3 separate regions of the Homo sapiens genome follow, and all the other regions are linked to region 2. A link is a contact called in ENCODE Hi-C or POLR2A ChIA-PET data. All regions are on one chromosome and are shown on one strand. The core of a region is the stretch at or near the end of the contact, and the rest is flanking DNA. Distances in the headings are between cores, read along the strand shown.

Evidence for each region. A loop is a pair of places that touch in the nucleus more often than their neighbours do. ChIA-PET counts read pairs that join two places held with the same protein, here RNA polymerase II (POLR2A). Pooled maps may share reads with other maps.
Region 1: a loop to region 2 is called in a map of GM12878, with 2.5 times the contacts of the local background. The contact joins the enhancer-like site here to the promoter of GNE in region 2. A Hi-C loop is called at or near these places in 1 of 168 maps with a recorded cell type or tissue (GM12878), 3 of 37 single-sample maps with no recorded cell type and 7 of 50 pooled maps. POLR2A ChIA-PET finds 5 or more read pairs at or near these places in 2 of 52 experiments (OCI-LY7 and endothelial cell of umbilical vein).
Region 3: a map of B cell shows a loop between it and region 2 (17-fold over the local background). The contact joins the enhancer-like site here to the promoter of GNE in region 2. A Hi-C loop is called at or near these places in 2 of 168 maps with a recorded cell type or tissue (B cell and CD4-positive, alpha-beta memory T cell) and 9 of 50 pooled maps. POLR2A ChIA-PET finds 5 or more read pairs at or near these places in 3 of 52 experiments (GM12878, WTC11 and activated CD4-positive, alpha-beta T cell).

The regions. Positions count from the first base shown.
Region 1 is chr9:36,456,561-36,460,167 of GRCh38, forward strand. It overlaps a transcript of RNF38 not described here. Among named protein-coding and RNA genes, the nearest start is that of RNF38, 58 kb to the left of the region's middle. RefSeq lists enhancers at 2,043-2,112, 2,243-2,332. Within about 2 kb of position 1,916, at least 5 of the 41 ENCODE cell types and tissues checked have a DNase peak (open chromatin) inside an H3K27ac peak, as active enhancers do; they include GM12878, where a contact is called at or near this core.
Region 2 is chr9:36,257,010-36,260,561 of GRCh38, forward strand. It overlaps GNE (glucosamine (UDP-N-acetyl)-2-epimerase/N-acetylmannosamine kinase), which reads right to left and starts at 1,439. Exons shown (of 12, transcript NM_005476.7): 1 at 1,312-1,439. LOC124902150 (a long non-coding RNA gene) reads left to right here and starts at 1,601. Exons shown (of 3, transcript XR_007061473.1): 1 at 1,601-1,742. RefSeq lists a silencer at 1,180-1,339 and an enhancer at 1,640-1,869.
Region 3 is chr9:36,088,581-36,092,425 of GRCh38, forward strand. RECK (reversion inducing cysteine rich protein with kazal motifs) reads left to right here. Exons shown (of 21, transcript NM_021111.3): 10 at 2,584-2,763. Among named protein-coding and RNA genes, the nearest start is that of GLIPR2, 46 kb to the right of the region's middle. Within about 2 kb of position 2,596, at least 12 of the 41 ENCODE cell types and tissues checked have a DNase peak (open chromatin) inside an H3K27ac peak, as active enhancers do; they include B cell, where a contact is called at or near this core.

The sequences.
Region 1 (3,607 bases), core at 666-3,165, 200 kb after region 2:
TTTTTCTCTTCAAGGATCTATCCTAGACTCTGCCTTGCCAGTGAAGGCTGTCTCTCCTGCTGGGCTGAGGGTTTCTCTGGGCCTCTTCCTGCAATTCACCTCTCAACCTACTGGACACTAAATCTAATGAATACTCATTGTTTTTCCATTCCAGGCTAGCTAGCACAAATACCCGTTATCTCCCTGAATCCAGAACTGTTATATTCTGCATTGTGCCAAGCATGAAGACCAACAGATTGGGCCATGTTGATCACTGTGCTAACTTACTTAATGGTAGATATGTTTTAGAATTATAAGATATGAGAACTTTAATAATACAAGTGTAGGAGTTCAACCTCCCTGCTTTATAGATAAGCAAAAAGCCCAGAAGATTAAGTGACTCATCCAAGGTCACTGGGTTTTTTTGTAGCAGAAAAGAACTGCTGGTTTCTAGTCCAGCTGCTTTTTGCACTACTTCATCAACACCCACATCCTACAAGATTATCATGCAATAAAGTATAAACTAATTAAGGAGCTAAATTTTGCCCTAATTCTTTAAATTCATGGATGCTGGTCCTTCCAGAAATAAAACAAAACCTTAAAATCTGATTTCTGCTAGATGAATTTATATTAAAGTAGAACTAGCTTTATCACAGGTACCTGCTTTCTTACCAAACACGAAGGCACTGAATTAATAGGAATCAATCACATTTAAACCAAACATAAGAAACAACTATCTTCAGAAACCCATACTGCATACAGGTAACACTTTGGAGTAAGGCATGCTTTAAACAGACTTCCTCTAACTGAATTTAAACCATTTAATTGGCAATTAATCTATTAATTGTAACTCTTTTCCACTGAGCTATAACAGAAAAACATGCATCTATCCCTCCAACTGAGTTCTGCTTACACCATTAGATTCTGAAAGTCTGCGATGGGCACAGACATTAATATTTACTTAAATAGTTAAAAAGCCTTTGTTGGAAATAACTTTAAAGCCCTTATGTACAAACTTTACGGTTGAAGATAATCTTTAAGGCATAGGTTCTCAAACTGAGATCCACAGGCTTAAGTTTATCAGGGGACTGGGCATGGTGGCTCACGTCTGTAATCCCAGCACTTTTGGAGACTGAGGCAGGTGGATCACTTGAGGTCGGGAGCTCAAGACCAGCCTGGCTAACATGGTGAAACCCCGTCTCTACTAAATAAACAAAAATTAACCAGGCATGGTGGTGGGCACCTGTGAGCTGAGATCACGTCACTGCACTCCAGCCTGGGTGACAGAGGGAGACTCCGTCTCCAAAAAAAAAAAAATTATCAGGGGACTTCAGGAGGTCTACAAACTCCCTAAAACTGTACACAAAATTCAGAATGTATGTGCATTTGTGCATGTGTTAGGTTGAGAAGAGCCCTAGCTTTTATCAGATCCTCAAAAGAGAACCATCATGCCAAAAAGGTTCAGAATCCTGCTTTAAGTAAACAAAGCTTTCAAGCTGTGGAGGTAAGGCAGTCCATTGATGGTTGCAGAACACACAACAAAGGTTGCCTCTCCTCACATACACCAACGCTTTTGGAATGCAGAGCCTCAATATAGTAGTAATGAGAGGTGAAGCCAGCTGGACTTCTGGGTCGGGTGGGGACTTGGAGAACTTTTCTGTCTAGCTAAAGGATTGTAAATGCACCAATCAGCGCTCTGTGTTTAAAGGATTGTAAGCACACCAATCAGCACTCTGTAAAATGGACCAGTCAGTGCTCTGTAAGATGGACCAACCAGCAGGATGTGGGCAGGGCCAAATAAGAGAATAAAAGCTGGCCACCCGAGCCAGCAGCAGCAACCCGCCTGGGTCCCCTTCCACGCTGTGAAAGCTTTGTTCTTTTGCTCTTCACAGTAGATCTTGCTGCTGCTCACTCTTTGGGTCTGCACTACCTTTATGAGCTGTAACACACACCACAAGCGTCCGCGGCTTCATTCCTGAAGTCAGCGAGACCACAAACCCACCGGGAGGAACAAACAACTCCTGACGTGCCACCTTTAAGAGCTGTAACACTCACTGCGAAGATCTGCGGCTTCACTCCTGAAGTCAGTGAGACCACGAACCCACCGGAAGGAAGTTCCGGACACATCTGAACATCTGGAGGAACAAACTCTGGACACACCATCTTTAAGAGTTGTAACACTCACCGCGAGGGTCCGCGGCTTCATTCTTGAAATCAAGAACACACCGGAAGGAATAAATTCCAGACACAGTAATATTGAGAAACCATAAGTTCACCAGTCACAAGACAGAGAGACAAGTCCACTATATATCCTGACCAACATATCGCCACATTTGGTGTCTTAACCACAGACCATCAAGACATTCTGTAAGACAGAAAGATTGCCCTCTGGCTGGACGCGGTGGATCACCTGTAATCCCAGCACTTTGGGAGGCCAGGGTGGGCAGATCACGAGGTCAAGAGATTGAGACCATCCTGGCCAACATGGTGAAACCCTGTCTCTACTAAAAATACAAAAATTAGGTGGGCGTGGTAGTGCAGGCCTGCAATCCCAGCTACTCAGGAGGCTGAGGCAGGAGAATCACTTGAACCCAGGAGGTGGAGGTTGCAGTGAGCCGAGATCACACCACTGCACTCTAGCCTGGTGACAGAGCGAGACTCTGTCTCAAAAAAAAAAAAAAAGAAAGATAAAGATTGCCCTCCACAGCTACACACTGAAAAGACTGGGAAAGGGACAGAAATGTTCTGGGGGAATCTCTAGGGTAAAGGGCCTTTCAGCAAAAACACTCCCTGAAATTACTTTATCTCAACTAGTACTAACACTTCCTGGGTATACTTAATTCAGTAACCTGTGTTAAGGCATTTACTCCTTTTATTTGTCCAAAACAAAAATCTCTCTGTCAAACATTAGGGATAGGGCATTGCCTTCATTTTGGTACACTGAGTATTTTGTATTTAGAGAATAAATCCATTATCACAATTTTATAAGCTGTGAACACAAATCCCCTTAGTGTTTTCTGACACTGAAGAATTACTTTGTATTTAACACCCTGGATATGTGAGTGTGCAAGAGAAGAGTATGTGTATGTGTGTACATACTCCATCACAGGCTACATAAAATATTAACTCTAATTATTGTATAGTGCTTACAAAGAAATCCTGCTTTCCTTCTACCACCACTAAATACTATTTTCACTTCAGAGACTTGCGGATTTTAGGAAAGTTTATTTTCATTTCCATCTTCTACTGTCATGTACAATACTGAAAATCAGTTTTAACTGATTTTAGTGTTTTCCCAAAAGAAAATTGAGAAAGGATTATTGAGTCAAGAAATCTGTGCATACAAGATACTCTGTGGCGATTAGTAACATTGTTGTATTTTACACCTATGCATTTTTAGGCTATTGCTATCCAATACTATAAGAGAAAATTTTTTAACTTAATGCAAACGAATGTTTTTCTAACTTAAACGACAGAAAATTAAATCCATTCACCAAAACTATGCTTCTTAATATCTAAAAACCCTACTTAGGGCCAAAATCAGTGCTCCCAATTAGAGATCACAAATGTAACTTTAAAAACATTTTTCTTGTGGTTTCTTAAGCTTATGATCAACTGCCTAGAAGAT
Region 2 (3,552 bases), core at 189-2,688:
CCTGACCAACATGGTGAAACCCCGTCTCTACTAAAAATACAAAAATTAACCGAGCATGGTGGCAGGCGCCTGTAATCCCAGCTACTTGGGAGGCTGAGGCAGGAGAATTACTTGAACCCAAGTTCATCATTGAGAGAACCGAAAATCAAACCCTTGTCTGAATGACTTCAGCGCTCAGAACACTGTCCCACACCCAGTGTTTGCCTTGTGTCTGTTCATTCCATAAACATCCATGAGTACAAATCTTCCTCGAAAACATGATAAATCGCCCTTTCATCAGTGCAATGAGGATGGGACTCAAAGGAATAAGAAGGAAAGAGCTATATAAAGCTGTCTGAAAGTCAGGGCCCCATTCCGACGCTATAATTCGGTTTGGCTTCAACTGCGGCGCTCCTACAGTTGGGTTAACGAGTTACCTATACTGCGAAACTGTACCCCACCCCTCCTACCAGAGTAGTAAAAAATACGTTCTTGTGTTCTAACAATTTTACAAGCGTAAAACTGGGGGGAGGGGCCGGGCGCGGTGGCTCACGCCTGTAATCCCAGCACTTTGGGAGGCCGAGGTGGGCGGATCACGAGGTCAGGAGATCGAGACCATCCTGGCTAACATGGTGAAACCCCGTCTCTACTAAAAATACAAAAAATTAGCCGGGCGTGGTGGTGGGCGCCTGTAGTCCCAGCTACTCGGGAGGCTGAGGCAGGAGAATGGCGTGAACCTGGGAGGCGGAGCTTGCAGTGAGCCGAGATCGCGCCACTGCACTCCAGCCTGGGCGACAGAGCGAGACTCAGTCTCAAAAAAAAAAAAAAAAAAAAAAAAAAAAAAAAAAATTGGGGTGAGGGCGGGGAATTAACGTTTCTCAAATATACAAGGAAGCCCAGACTCAGAATGTAGACTCAGAGCAGGGAGGGGACCTTTTAGCCCAGCCTTTTCACGCCAGGACAGCTCGCCTGCCAGGCAGTTCTCCACCCTCTCTCGCCCCGCCCCGCTCCTAACGGGACAGTCAGCATCCCCCCTGATTGGACAGCACTGTTCCAGGGGACAAGTCAACCTGGGCCTCCCTCTACATCCCCTCCCCTGCTCATCAGGGCCCACCCCGAGCCACACGGCGGAGCCCTGAATTGGGCCAAAGAGGTGCCCTATGGTGAGGCCTGCAGGACATTGGGCGAGAGCCGGGTCCAGTGTGGGCCTCGGGGCGCGGTGGGGTGGAAAGCGGCCGGGGAGGGGAGGCCTGGGGCAGGAGGCCGGGGGAGGCGGCCCTGGGGGTGGGCAGGATGCTCTCCCGGAGTCCCACGCCGCCGCGCGGCTCTCACCAGACGCCGTCAGAGGCTCCCTCCCACGCCGCCACCGCGCTCCTCGGGCGAGGGACGAACCAAGCGCCACGAAGCAGGCAGAGCGCGAGCCTGCCCCTCGGTTTCCGCGCTCGGGCGCGCGGGTAGACGACTCGTCGCTCGACCTTGTCCCCACTCCTCGCTCGCCCAGCCACGCCCACCCGGAGTGCCGAATCCGCGATCGCGCCCTGACGCCACCCGAGAGAGCTCGCGTGATTGGCTGCTCCCGTCCCCGTCCCCCACCTTCCCGGCGGTATTTTGAGGCGCAGGCAGGGTGCTGACCAGCGGACCATCTTCCATGGCCTCTGCCGCGCTGGAGCTGCTGCGGGGCTGTCCTGCCAGCTTGTGCTCCCGCCCCGAAGCGTCCTCCTCCACTGGCGACACACGCACTGAAGCCCGAGTCTTCCCGCTGGGTAGTTGTTTTGGTCTTGCACCCAAGGAGGGATTTCTTGCGCCTCTTGTTCCCTCAGTTATTTCATAAACCAGGACCGCAACTATACTGTCGTGTAGCGCGGCCACCCCACAGCGGTCCCTGACGTTAACCCTTGCCGTGACTGCTAGAAGACACTGGTGGAGTGTGAATTGATGACCAAGGCATGGCAGAGCCTCTCTCATCTTTATAATCAGTTCAGCGGCGGCCTCCACTACAGGGAACTCCCAGCCAGTCCCGAGGCCTAGGGACATCCAGGGAGAAACGTGGCGGTGGTAAAGGGCTTGCGCAGCTCCTGAAGATAAATAAGACTTTGGGTTGCTGTTGTTTTTGAGACAAGGGTCTCACTATGTTGTCCAGGCAGCACTCGAGCTCCTGGCCTCAAGCCATCTTTTCTGGCTTCAGCCTTCTGAGTAGCTGGGACTACAGGACCATGCCACCGAATCAGGCTTTAAGACTTTTTAATGACCCTTTCAAATTTCTGAGTCACTCCCAGCATTTTAGGAAGCCAAGTGAGAAGGCTAGCTTGAGGCCAGGAGTTCGAGACCAACCTGGGCAACAGATTCCTGAGTCACCATTGACAAGAAACTTTGAATGAAGTTGATGATACAAAATATTAACATCTTTTTTTTTTTACAACCATTAAAAATTTACCACAGGTGAAACTAAGTCTAACAGTTCATTGAGATTTCTTGCTGTACAGCAAATTTCAAATCTCATCAAACTGCAGTTTGTGATGCATTTCAATTAATAATGAAGCTCTAATTTGTAAAATACTTATGAACTCTTAGTTCTCCTGTGGCTAGCTTGGAGCCACGAAAAGGTCACATTAGCCACAAAAGAAAAGACATTAAGGGATTTTTGCAAGGAAGTGCTATCAGATTTCTTTTTTGTTTGTTTGTTTGTTTTTGAGACAGGGTCCCACTCTATCGCCCAGGCTGGAGTACAGTGGTACGATCTCAGCTCACTGAAACCTCCACCTCCCAGGTTCAAGCAATTCTCCTGCCTTAGCCTCCCGAGTAGCTGGGATTACAGGCACACACCACCATGCCCGGCTAATTTTTGTATTTTTAGTAGAGACGGGGGTTTCACCATGTTGGCCAGACTGGTCTCAAACTCCCGACCTTAGGTGATCCGCCCACTTTGGCCTCCCAAAGTGCTAGGATTACAGACATGAGCCACCACACCAGGCCCAGATTTCTTTTTTAAATCACACTGGCTGCTCTGTGGAGAATGGATTGGTAGCAGTGAAACTCAACTGAAGTGGATGGATATGATGTTTATTTTGGAAGTAAAATTGATGAGACTTAATTATAGGTTAGATATAAGGGGATGACAGGGAAAAAGACTCAAGAATGACCTCCGGGCCAGGTGTGGTGGCTCACACCTGCAGTCCCAGCACTTTGGAAGGCAGAGGTGGGAGGATCGCTTGTGCTCAGGAGTTCCAGGCAACAGTGAGCTCGATCAAACCACTGCACTCCAGCCTGGGTGCTGGATCGAGACCTCATCTCTTAAAAAAAAAAAAAAAAAGAAAGAAAGAAAGAAATGACTTCCAGGTTTCTGCCATTAGGAATTGGGTGGTTGGTTGTGTGCTAAGATGAGAAAGGCTGGGAGAGTGACCTGGTTTGGGAAGAAAAAAGTAAAGTTTTAATTTAGGGCATGTTATGATTGAGATGCCTGTGAGCCACATGAAGCTATTAAATGTGCAGTGAGATATATGAATCTGAAGACAGACTCACCAGACTATAAATGGTGTATTAGTTTCACATATGCTGTAACAAATTACCACAAAA
Region 3 (3,845 bases), core at 1,346-3,845, 170 kb before region 2:
GATATCCTGAAATGAATATAAGATACCAGGCGTAAAACAATCTTTCCTGTGGTTTCTAAATTGGATGGACCTTTAGCAAAAAATTTTGCCTAGAATAGCTCATCAGACTTTGGTAATTGTCAATCAAACTTTGGCAAATTTTTTAAAAGACATGAAGGTCGGGCGCGGTGGCTCATGCCTGTAATCCCAACACTTCAGGAGGCTGAGGCAGGGGATCACCTGAGATCAGGAGTTTGAGACCAGCCTGGCCAATATGGTGAAACCCTGTCTCTACTAAAAAATATACAAAATTTAGCGGGGCGTGGTGGCACATGCCTGTAATTCCAGCTACTTGAGAGGCTGAGGCAGAAGAATCACTTGGACCTGGGAGGCAGAGGTTGCAGTGAGCCGAGATTGCGCCACTGCACTCCAGCCTGAGTGACACAGTGAAGACTCCGTCTCAAAATAAATTAATTAATTAATTAAAGACATGAAAAAGAGCGAGACTCTGTCTCCAAATAAATAAATGAAAGACGTGAAAAATCTCCAAAGAAAATTAACAAAAAGGCTTAAAGGGAAATTAAATTAGGCTTGTAATTAAGGAAATTAGATTGCTTGTAGAAGTTAATAAATATATTTATGGGAAGGATGCTGAGTGTTTCTTTGAATGCCCACAAAAAAGTTTACACCTACGTAGAGTCACTAGAGGTTGGAATGGCCGTGTTGTCCCAAAAGAGCTTCAGTAAGGAAGGCTTTTCCTTCTCTCTAACCTTGATACAGGGTTTTATGGTTTGCTGAAGGCTTGCATTTTCATCAGATTTCATCTTCATAAAACCTTAGGAGATAATTGGAGAAATTTATGTAATTTTTCTTTTACACTTAATAAACTAACTATGAGATGTTAAATAACCTGTCCAAGGCAAATACAGATTGACCACCCTTAATCCAAAAATCTGAAATCCAAAATGCTCCAAAATCAGAAACGTTTTGAGTGCTGACATGACACCACAAGTGGAAAATTCCACACCTGACCTCATGTGATGGGTCACAGTCAAAATGCAGTCAAAACTTTGTATCATGCACAAAATTATTTAAAATACTGTATAAGATTACCTTCAGGCTATGTGTATAAGGTATATATGAACATAAATGAATGTCGTGTTTAGACTTGGGTCCTAGCCCCAAAATATCTCATTAGGTATATACAAGTATTCTAAAATCCAAAAAAAATCCAAAATTTGGGTCCCAAGCATTTCAGATGAGGGATACCCAACCTATAGAAAGTTAAGGACTAGCCAGATGCAGTGACTCAAGCCTGTAATTCCAGGGTGAGGCAGATGGATCGCCTGAGGTCAAGAGTTCCAGACCAGCCTGGTCAACATGGCAAAACCCCATCTCTACTAAAAATACACACACACACACACACACACACACACACACACACAAATTAGCCAGGTGTGGTGGCAGATGCCTATAATCTCAGCTGCTTGGGAGGCTGAGGCACTAGAATCACTTGAACCCAGGAGGCAGAGGCTGCAGTCAGCCGAGATCACGCCACTGCACTCCAGACTGGGTGACAGAGTGAGACTCTGTCTCTAAAAACAAAACAAAAAAGAAAGAAAGTTAAGGACTAGAAAAAAGAAAGCTTCCAGATCGAGGTACCTGATGTAACTTGATCACAGCTTCCTTATTCCCATAATGTGTAAGCCTCACTGATAGCAGGGACCTTGTCTGTTTTATTCACCATTGTATTTCCAGTGCTTTCAACAGGCCCTCACACAAAATAGACACTCAATAAACATTGGTGGGGTGAATGAACAAATGTAAAAGTAAAGATATCTTTGTCATAGGGGTAAATATGACAGTCAAAATATAAGGTGAATGAAAATTTTTACTTATAATTTTGTATATTTCAATAATATGAAAATTTTATTGTAAACATGTATTTTATAAATAAAATGAATATCATGTGTGAGAGCACTTTAGAAATGGTATAAATGTTTTAGCTATATACACATACTTAAGTTGCTTTGTAATCATTGAGTACTAAAAATAAGAAGATTGTGTATTACAATAGTACATAGAGGCTTTGGAATATCTTAGGGAATAGAAATGGCTTTAGTATAGTTTTTCAGGGAGAAACTAATGTACCCTAAGTCTATCATGCTTCTTAAAAGAAGTCAGAGGACCATGTCCTAGTTTTACCGTCTGTGACTGAACATAAATATAAGGGAATATATCTTTGCAGAGGCAAAACCATGTACTTTAAGTAAAAGTAAAAAAGAAATCAGAAAGATATAGGGGGAAATAATTGTGCCAGGAACTAAGGATGCACAAATACTGTAATTGAACATTAAATTTGGCACTGAGATTTCTAGCAACCTTGACAAAAAGAGAAAAGGTAGGTGATAAAAGAAGCCTGTTTTCCATGGAAAACAATCAACTTTTTCTGGCTCTAGTTTCTAGGAAATAGTCATTTGGTTTTTTTACTTTTTTTCTCACATACGTTCCAAAGTATATAGTTCATAGAGTTTTAGTTTTATGCAAATCAAATATTTACTTGGTTGGCTCATGTCGGCTTCTGCATTTGTGCTCTTGTTTCAGGGAACTCTGCACTAAACTTTACAGCATGAGCTGGGGCAATACACAGAGTTGGCAAGAGTTTGATCGCTTTTGTGAATATAATCCAGTGGAAGTGTCCATGTTGACCTGTTTAGCGGATGTCCGGGAACCTTGCCAGTTGGGCTGTAGAAACCTTACTTACTGTACTAATTTTAACAACAGGTAAGACAAATTATTATACATGGAATGGAAATATTTTATCATTAATTATAAATAAGTGAAATACCACTTTATTCTGATTTTATTCCTGTTGGGTTAAAAGAAAGTCTTCTTTATGATTTAATCTTTAAATGCAGTATTCCATCTGGTAAGCCACCTCTGGGAAAGGAAACACTATTACAAAGTCCCTTCCAATCTAGAGATACCTCAAGCTTCTGGAATTCAAAGAATCTCTTCTGCCGTCAGTCCCCTCTCCCTTCTACTGTACCACCAGTGGAAGTAATTCATTGTAGAATAAATTATTGTGAACTATTTGGTCATCCAAATGTCCACTTTTAAACAGTTTACTTTAAAGGACCTTGAGACTGGTTGAGGTTTCTTCTCTGTGAGTCCCCTGTTTCATACAAAAATATTTCTTTACAAAAGCAATTCAAATAGATGTTTTCCCAGGGTATCAAGTATCATTAGAAAAATAAGGAGGCAAGAACTGAGCCTTGGAGCATATCAACAGTTAATGGTTGAAGAAACCAAAGAAAACAGAAGAGGGCACCGGAAGCACGAAATGAGAGAACTCCATACAGAAGCAAGAGAGAGAGAGTTACTAAAGAAGAGGTGGCTGATTTATAAGTTACAACCCAGAAATAAAGAGGGCAAAAGGGAAGAGAATCATTCAATTGGGCCAGAAGGAAGTTCTAGATATTTTTGTCAGATGGTGTTTACTTCAAGCTAACACACATCTTATTTTTTTTAAAGTACTCAGAGTATTACTTAAGAGTGAGAAAATTGAGATATCTTTAAAACTGGTGATAGAGTATTAGCCAGTAAAGACCTGATTTAGAGATTGAGTACATCTGAAATGTTTGAAAGTTAGACTTTGGCACATAGTTCTGGTCTGGCTTCTGGTAATTGTGGAGTAGCTTGTATGAGAATAACAGTCCTACCAATACCAATTATGAACTCCGCACAAAATATAAAAGAACAATTGTTTTGAAGGTATTGGAGACTGATCAAAAGCAGGAGGGTCTACATCTTTTTTTTTTATTATTTTTGAGACAGAATCTCACTCTGTCACCCAGGCTGGAGTA